Linked DNA regions of Mus musculus: region 1 is linked to region 2. The links are chromatin contacts, found by Hi-C or POLR2A ChIA-PET in ENCODE. All regions are on one chromosome and are shown on one strand. Each heading gives the region's core, a stretch centred on a gene start or an enhancer-like site at or near the end of the contact. The rest is flanking DNA. Distances are from core to core; before and after follow the strand shown. Region 1 holds the start of Shtn1 (shootin 1). Region 2 holds the start of Eno4 (enolase 4).

Region 1 (4,114 bases), core at 68-2,567, 130 kb after region 2:
TCTCAAACCACACTTTGAACAGGATAATTAGTCGTGGTATTTTTAAAGTGTGTCAGATTAACTGTCTCTAGGATCTTGCTTTGTTCACAAATGTTCTGATGGCAATCATTAGCTACCAAGCGGTAGAGAAAAGCATGCAAAACGGCCTGGATTTCCAGCCCCAGCCCCGCTTCCTCATTAAGCCCCACACAGGCAGGGTGTCGACTCACTGACTAATAAATTGCTAAAAATGGGAAGTGATAAGAACACATCGGTTCCCTGAAAAATCCCAGCTGGGTAAAGAAAAAGGAACTAGACCGAACCCAAAAGAAGGGAACGCTGCAGGCCCAGGAACGCCAAAGTGTGCAAGGGTGCGGCCTCAGCTAGGAGCCAGGCCAACTGAGCCACTACCCGGCGCCCAGCGATCCTACCCTACCCGGCTCGCTACTCCCGCGTGGACTGAGGTGCGTGCCCTGACCCTGTCCACGCCCGACGCGTGTCCCTTTGCCCGGGTCGCGCGCCCTAGTCCTGCAGGGCGCGCGATCCCACTGCGGGAAGACGCTGCAGCTCCTCCGCCCAGGGCGCTGCACCCCATGGCGCTTGGGGATGCGGGGTGACCGCGGCGGCCTCACGGTCCCTTGGCCACGGCTGGCACCTGCGGCTGCGCCCAGAGCTGTCCCGCCCGAGGCCGCTGCTGGGCACCTGCGGCAGCCGGCCCACCTACCTTGCTCCTTCAAGCTGGTGATGAGCTGCAGCTGCTTCTCCTCGTCCGAGCTGTTCATTTTGGCGGGTGGGGCTGGGGATAAAAGGCAAGGAGGGAGAGGCGAGGGGGACACGGGGGAGGGGGAGCAGAAAGCAAGATGCCGGTGGCGCGGCGTGCGGCTGCACTACCCGGAAGTTGGGATCGCTCCCGCTCCTCCTCCTCCTGGCGCGCCGCACGCGGTGAGATCATCCCACGCACCTACTCGCGGGCCCTGGCTGCCCCACCTGCGGCGGGCGGGTCTGGGCGCCTGGCCCGGTAGGGGCGTGGGCCGCTGGAGGCGGGTGAAGTGTCACGGCCCTGGGGCGCCTGCGATCCTCCCAGGTGGCTGTATGCGGTTCTGCTAAGGCCGCCGCTGCGCCAGGCTTTCCACCCGAGGCGCGCACCATGGAGACTCGACCCGGGTTCCCCAGGTCCGCCACCCTAGAGCTGGACAGCGGATCTGAGCAGGACCGGACGGACCCCAGAGGACCAGGCTCCTATCCTAGTTCTCAGTCACTGCTCATTGGAGCCAGGGCTGGAAAACCCTCTGTTCTACACCATGCACCTGTCCACCAAGCAAGTGCATGTTTGCAGTCTGTCTGGCTAATTGAGTCACCGCAGTCTTGAGGAGTAGGGGGTAGTGGGTAGCAGTCTGAGGGAGGGAGGGAGGGAGGGAGGGAGGGAGGGAGAGAGAGAGAGAGAGAGAGAGAGAGAGAGAGAGAGAGAGAGAGAGAGAGAGAGAGAGAGAGAGAGAAGAGGTGATGGGGGCGTGGCAGTCTGATCGCAGTTCCAGCGTGTGTGAAGAGGCCAGAGTCAGAACCTGGGCCCTGCCTCCAAGTGCCTCACCAGGCCAGAACTGCAGGGAAGGTCATCTGGTTCCGGTGGGAGGATCTTGCATCTTGGGGAGGCTGGCACTGCACTCTGAATACCCAAGGTCACTTTGTTGCATGACAGGGAGCCTCCTGTGTAAGGACTGAAGACAGTCCTTGCCTCTCTTAAGGACCCTCGGTGGCATTTACACCCAACTCTGGGGTAGACCTGGGCAAACATATCTAGGCAGGCTTGCATTCTCCAACTCTAGTTCTCCTAACATTTGCTTGACTCTCCCAAGCTCTGGAATTGGTCTAAAGAATGGAAATAATAAAGCATACTCTTTTAGAATTTAAAAAATTGAACAGGGAGAGGAATTTGACCACAACATCAAATCTAAAAAATAGAAGTGCTTGTCTAGCATGCGCTAAGGCCCCACAATCCATCCGGTCCACCTCCAATAAGGTGGACCGAATGGATAGGTATGCCGCCTGCTCTGCGCAGAGGATTTTTTGTTTTTTATGATTACAGGTGTTATGGTTGCTAATAACAAGTTGAGAAAAGCACAGTTCTTTATTCCAATCATTAAGCGCTCCAGATAAATCCGGGTTAAGTGAGCCTTCTGCACAGCCCTCGTTTTCTTCATCCTCTCTAAACTCATATAGAACACCAGCTCTTCATTCCTTGCGTCTCAATTTAGGCAAACGCCCCAACTCGGCTGGTAGTGGCCCTGCCAGGAGACGTGTATTGATATTCCCATAGATCCTATTACCAGTATCTTTCTGGTACTCATTATTCATACCATCTCGTGGTGACCGTTGAAAAATCAGAATCGGCTATTCCCTTTTAAGAAATGGCAGTGGTTTAGAATGCATAGTTTAACTGTTCGGGTGGCCTGAGGTGGCAGTGTGGATTTCTAAGTAAAAAGAATGAAAGATGGAACTTTATGAAATTATTTCAGTGTGGGGATTTTGCTATTTGGTCCTTCCTGGAATGTTTCATAAGAATGTTTCATAAGTTCAAAATATTTTCCAGTCAGCTACAGTGATGATCATAAAGATTGGTATAGGCTCAGGACACACAAGACCAAGTTCTCTGCCCAAAGATTTGCCCCAAAAGGACAAAGGTCAAGGAGTAAGAAACAAAGACAGGAGATAGAGGATGAGGGAGAAGGAAAAGGGAACAAGGGAGGAGGGGACATGGTATTTGTCCTAGAAAGACAAAGGACAGCCTCTAGATGGGAGCCAGACATGGCCCATAGGAAAATGGTGGTTTATATAAGGTAAGGGGAGAAACCCTATGTTAGGATGAGGTGTTTAATTTTAATTGGGCATGTTAATTAGGTGAGTCAAAGGGGCTTTTGTTTCCCGGACTTCAACACTTAGATTGCTGAACCTTGGTAGTCAGCCTCAGGAGGAGGGAGTGGCCAAATAAGGGAATAGATTTTGATGGTTAGTTTTAGCAATGTAATCTAATGGTTTTTAGCCAAGACAGGGGGAATAGAAGAGAAGGGCAAGGCTTGCCAGAGCCATGCTTGACATGTTAACATGCCTGGGGTAGTTAGAGCTCCTTCAATGATCCCAAAAGATAACCACATGGTCTTTCTCCTGGGGTTACCTTTTTAGTCCTAGGACTTGAAAGGTAGGAGATATGCGAGTTTTTAGCCAATTGCATGACCATATGAGGATGGGCTGCCACCAGGTGTTTTGTGAAATGAATGATAATTTATTTCTAGAAACACACACACACACACACACACACAGAGAGAGAGAGAGAGGAGATTCAAGTGATCAGAAATAACTACCTAGCTTTGTAAGGCAGCCATGAAGCTTGTTAGCCTATGACCAAACCCAAGGAACCAGAAGTACCTTCTCCAGCTCCATCACAGGGAAGCAGGATGTCCTGTTGATATTTAGATTGGTTTACAAATCTCCACTCTTTTAAATGGCTGATAGAATTGTCAATTCCAACAACAGTATGATGTCTGGGGAGTTTGAGAGTCTCAAATTGAAATGTTTTGGCCTCACAGTGAATCGGTGGCTCATTGAAATGAATTCCATGTACCCTCTTTGAATTAAAATAGCCACCTGAAAAACAAAGCCCTATTATCCTGAGGCCATGCTATGAATTATTAGGCTAACTATTAGATTTACTTCTTGGGATACAGAGCTTCTGTTACAATGACTTATTTATATGGCATGAATATTGATAGGAAGGATAGAGTTATATAATTAGTTTTTGTTCTGCTTAATAATGCATACGGGGATTTGTGTTTCATTGCATTGACGCTGTTAGTAACCATCAAACAACATCAAATTTGAAACATCTTGAAATGTTTGTGTGTTATATACGTATATGAGGTCAGGAGGTACCTTCTAAAGATGAACTAAAAGACTTGTAACAAACATGGGATTGTGGCTGTCTCTAGGGATAGAAGACGGAATATCTGACTCTAAGGAAGGAGATAGAGAAGGGAGCACAATGAGGCTATTTAGTACTTGTTTGCTTTTTGGTAATTACAATGTATGTAATTTTCTGTACTATGTAGATAAAACTATGATGTAGCGAGATTTGTCATCTTTG
Region 2 (4,039 bases), core at 1,516-4,015:
CTTCCCTAGAATATACTGTAATCCTTGGTCATAAAGGTAACTCACTGGAAGAAAATTAGATACTGCTAGCATATACGAAGACAAGATTCCTGACCCCCACCACCTGAGGACAGCAGATCACCCTGGGTGCAGGCATACACACCTGACACAGCACCGACAGTTTCTACCCTTGCCTTTGGGACTCGGACTTTCTTTTTACTGCTCAAAGCCGGTTTTGTCTGTTTCCTCTTATAGCTCCTGCCCTCCTCCCGTGTCCTCAATCCATTCCTTCTGCGGTGCCTCGCTCCTATTTCAAGAGGACTCTGTCCCCATTTCCCTCTGAGGGCGTCTCCATTCTTCAGGTTGTTAGGCTATGAAGACATCTTTGGTATCTCCAGTCCTCCCTTTTTGATCTGGGATTCTCAAACTTGAGGCCAGGAGGTGCAAAACCCGGTGCACAGGTCACATAGTGTGTTACTCTTTACAACTCTAAGAGACCTCTACACTGCCCCCCAAGTCTTCTTGGCTCCTCACCCTCCATCCCCATCACCTAGGAGTAGGCATCCTTCTCATCTGTCTCTTCCCAGCTGACCTTTACCCTTTGACCTTCCTAAATCATTCTCCACCTGGAATTACTGCTTCCTGAACAACCAAACACGTTATCAGTCCTACCACCGTAGCCAGCCAACCACTTCTGCCTTGCCAGTCCTGTATTTTTAGGAATGCCCTGCTCTTGCAGGATGGTATTCTAAGGCTTTGACAATTTCTCTGCGGGCTAAATTTTCTCTGCGGGCTAAATGTCCATCCCTGTTTCTCATTTCTGAAAAGAAGGACTTACTGCTCACTTAACACCAAAGCAGTTACATGTTTGTGATTTAGCGTATGCAAAATCGATTCACTCATCCAGTAACTGTTTACTGAACATCTAATCTATAAAGGAATATACTGATGCCATAAGTGCAGTACTGAACAAGACACACAAACCCTGTCCTCATGGGACATAGAGGACAGTGGGTTAGAGAGCGAAGAACCCATTGCATAGTGGTCTCAGCCCAAATACTTCCAGTCTTCCATTAAAATATTAAATGAGGGCTGGGGTTATAGCTCAGCTGGTGAAGTGCTTGCCTGGCATGCATGAAGACCAGGGTTCTACCCCTAGCACTGCGTTAACTAGGCACGGTTGCTCACGCCTGTTAACTCAGAACTCCAGAGATAGAAGCAGAAGGGTCAGAAGTTCAAAGTCAGCCTCCACTACACAGCCAGTCTGAGGCCATCCTAAGATACATAAAACCAAGTCACAAACTAGAAAAAAAAAAAAAAAAGGAAAAGAAAATTAAATGAGGTCTGGAGATATAGTTCAGTGGCTGCATCCAGGTGGTAGGCCCAGAGATTCATGCTGAGCACAGAAGAATGAAAAAGAAGAAAGTCAAATGGGTCAGCCCTAAAAGATGAGGGCTCACGTCTGTGGTCCAGGTTTCAAGTGGGCAAGGAGATCAGTAGAAAGAGCAGTCTGCTGGGGGGGTGAGAATGTGAAGCACAGCTTTTCTTAAGACACAAAACTCAACCTTCACAGGATGGGCGAAGGAGGTACCTTCCACAGGAGGCGGGTTGGTATGAGGACGGCCACACCCAGGAATAAAAGCAATGGCAACATTGTGGGCTCGTTTTTAAACAAAGGTGCACTAAAATCCCAGCTGTGAGCGCTCAGCTCTGCGATGGACAAGGAGATGACTAAGTCTCTGCTTCCACCATCCAAGGACTTGCAGCCAGCCAGAGGGGAGGGCAAGTGTGTGATGACCCATCACACCACAGAAAGGAAATCGTCCTCAAAGAGAGTCCAGAGCAGGGAGGAATGGGTCTCGGTTATATAAGCGTACTTACAGAATCAGGTATTTTATCCACCTACATCCAACAGTACATTTATGGAAAACAACTGTTCCCAAATGCCTCTTCGCACTCGGGGTTATTTTAAGTGATTGTCCAGCGGACAGAGCAGGTAAGATTACGTTTTCCAGATGAGCAATGAAGGCACAAGTCTTTTAAGCAACCTGCTTTCTGTTGGGAACATAAAACAGGCAACAATAAAAAAAAAAAAACACGAAAACACCCTGTCTGTCTCGGCCCACTCCTATCCATTACTTGGATCGTCCTGCACCATCCAAGTAACGAGCACAGAAATAAGTTCTATCATTGCGTCTGGTACCTAACTGTCACAGTAAACAGGCAGCCCGCTGCTACAGACCATGACCCAAGGACTTTCTCATGGGCTGCGTTTTGCATGGCCTCCACCTCGCCCTGGGTCTCTCCAAAGCATCATCAGTCTTACTTCCTACACTGGGTTTCACTCTCAGTAATCTCCCCCAAAGGGAGCTTTCTGAGAGAGAGCATCACGAGGCGTGCAGCAAGCACAGTGCGTGGGTTGGAAGGGATGCATGCCCAGGACCTCCACGGCTCAGGAAGGGCACCCTGGGCTCTTGCATCCCTCTCCCTCGTTAACTGCAAGAGTTGAAGTGGCGGGTACCGCTCCCCAGCTTCTGCAAAACGAACTCAAACAATCGTTAAATGCCTCCCCGTCTGCAAAACTGTCCGAGGAACAGTGACAAACGGGGACGAGAGAGCACTAAGAGCGAAGCATTGAAGAAAGGCGAAGTGCGGACGGGACAACGATGGGTCCCGAACGGAAAGCTTGAGTCTCGGTCCACCAAGGGAAGGAAGCCTCGCGAGATCTAGGGGTCGTGATCTCGTTGCGTTGCCTAGCGACAAAAGGACGCTGGCGGGCCCCCTGGCAAAACCCCGCTGTAGCCCTAAGTCTCCTACCATGGGAGATGAAGACGGCGGCCGCAGAGGCGGGATCACTAGGGACCTGCAGAAGCTGAAGCAGCAGGCGATGGCGTACTACCAGGAGAACGACGTCCCGCGCAAGCTGGAAGATCTGCTCAACTCCACCTTCTACCTCCAGCCTGCGGATGTCTACGGGCACCTGGTAGGGACGCGCGGGGAGCTCCCTCCTCCCTCTGGCCCACGCTGCGGCAGCGCGATGCGTCTGCGCCTGCGCAACGGAGTCGCGCCTGCGCGCTGCTGGGCAGAAGGGTTAGGGGATGCCCAGCTGAGAGCAGGGCGAGCGTGCTGCGCGGGGAGGATGCGGAGAGTTGACAAGAGGACCCTGAATGGGTCTGTAGCTCAGGTCTGCTCCGAGACTGGCGAGCTTCTTTTCTATCCAAGGAGCTCACCTGCCGTTGGTTTTCTAAACCACAGACCTGACGCTGAACTTACCTTACCTGCGGGCGGGGACGCAAGCTGGACCACGAAACGAATGCCAGGGACTTGGCTGCAGCCCACCCCGGGTCCCATTCCTTTGGCTTCCACTCCCCCCTGATGTCTCAGATTCCAAGTCTAAGCTCCCAGGTGTGAAAACCTCACGCACCCTGCATTGGCTAGGTACCCAACGTCTCGGGCCAGTGACTGCCAAAATGCAGATTTCACTCGGAGGCCCTTCTCCGTTGTTGACTGAGTGTCCTTGAGCTCTCCTAGGGCCATCCTACAGTAATCCTTTGAGTTACCTAATGGTTGGCTGCTGAGGAGGGGGATTCCTGTGCATCAGATGTGACTTGGAAAGGAGTTGGGGTACCTACCACTCGTTGTCTTCGTCTCTAAAAGCTCTGCAAGATTTAAAACAAACAAACAACCCTCCCTTTTTTAAATAAAGAACTTGGGCCTCAGGGCTTTAACTAGTACCCCCACCCTCACCCCTACCCCTGCACTGTGGGACAAAGGGACAATTATAGACTTTTTGTGGAATAGGTGAGTGAAGGCCTTATAAAGATTTCAATCCCTCTCTCTCTTGCTGAAGGAACTGTTAACTCGTTGTCTAAAAGGACACCTCACCCTGTCTCTTCCTAGTCTGTTAGGCAGCCTGGCACTGGTTTGTACAGCTCTTTGGGAACTCCCATACCTTAGTTAGGGGCGGCCCCATTTGCTTTCTATCCTTTGCTACAACATTCTGACCAAAAGCAACTTAGGAACTTGTTTATTTGGTTTACATTTCCATGCCACAGCCCAT

What was found. Hi-C counts contacts between places; a loop is a spot of excess contacts on that map. ChIA-PET counts read pairs that join two places held with the same protein, here RNA polymerase II (POLR2A).
Region 1: a loop to region 2 is called in a map of left cerebral cortex, with 2.4 times the contacts of the local background. The contact joins the promoter of Shtn1 here to the promoter of Eno4 in region 2. A Hi-C loop is called at or near these places in 1 of 37 maps with a recorded cell type or tissue (left cerebral cortex). POLR2A ChIA-PET finds 5 or more read pairs at or near these places in 1 of 5 experiments (Patski).

What each region holds. Positions count from the first base shown.
Region 1 is chr19:59,074,752-59,078,865 of GRCm38, forward strand. It overlaps Shtn1 (shootin 1), which reads right to left and starts at 1,318. Exons shown (of 17, transcript NM_001114312.1): 1 at 704-1,318. The coding sequence starts at 761.
Region 2 is chr19:58,940,660-58,944,698 of GRCm38, forward strand. It overlaps Eno4 (enolase 4), which reads left to right and starts at 2,766. Exons shown (of 14, transcript NM_178689.4): 1 at 2,766-2,962. The coding sequence starts at 2,798. It also overlaps a transcript of Hspa12a not described here.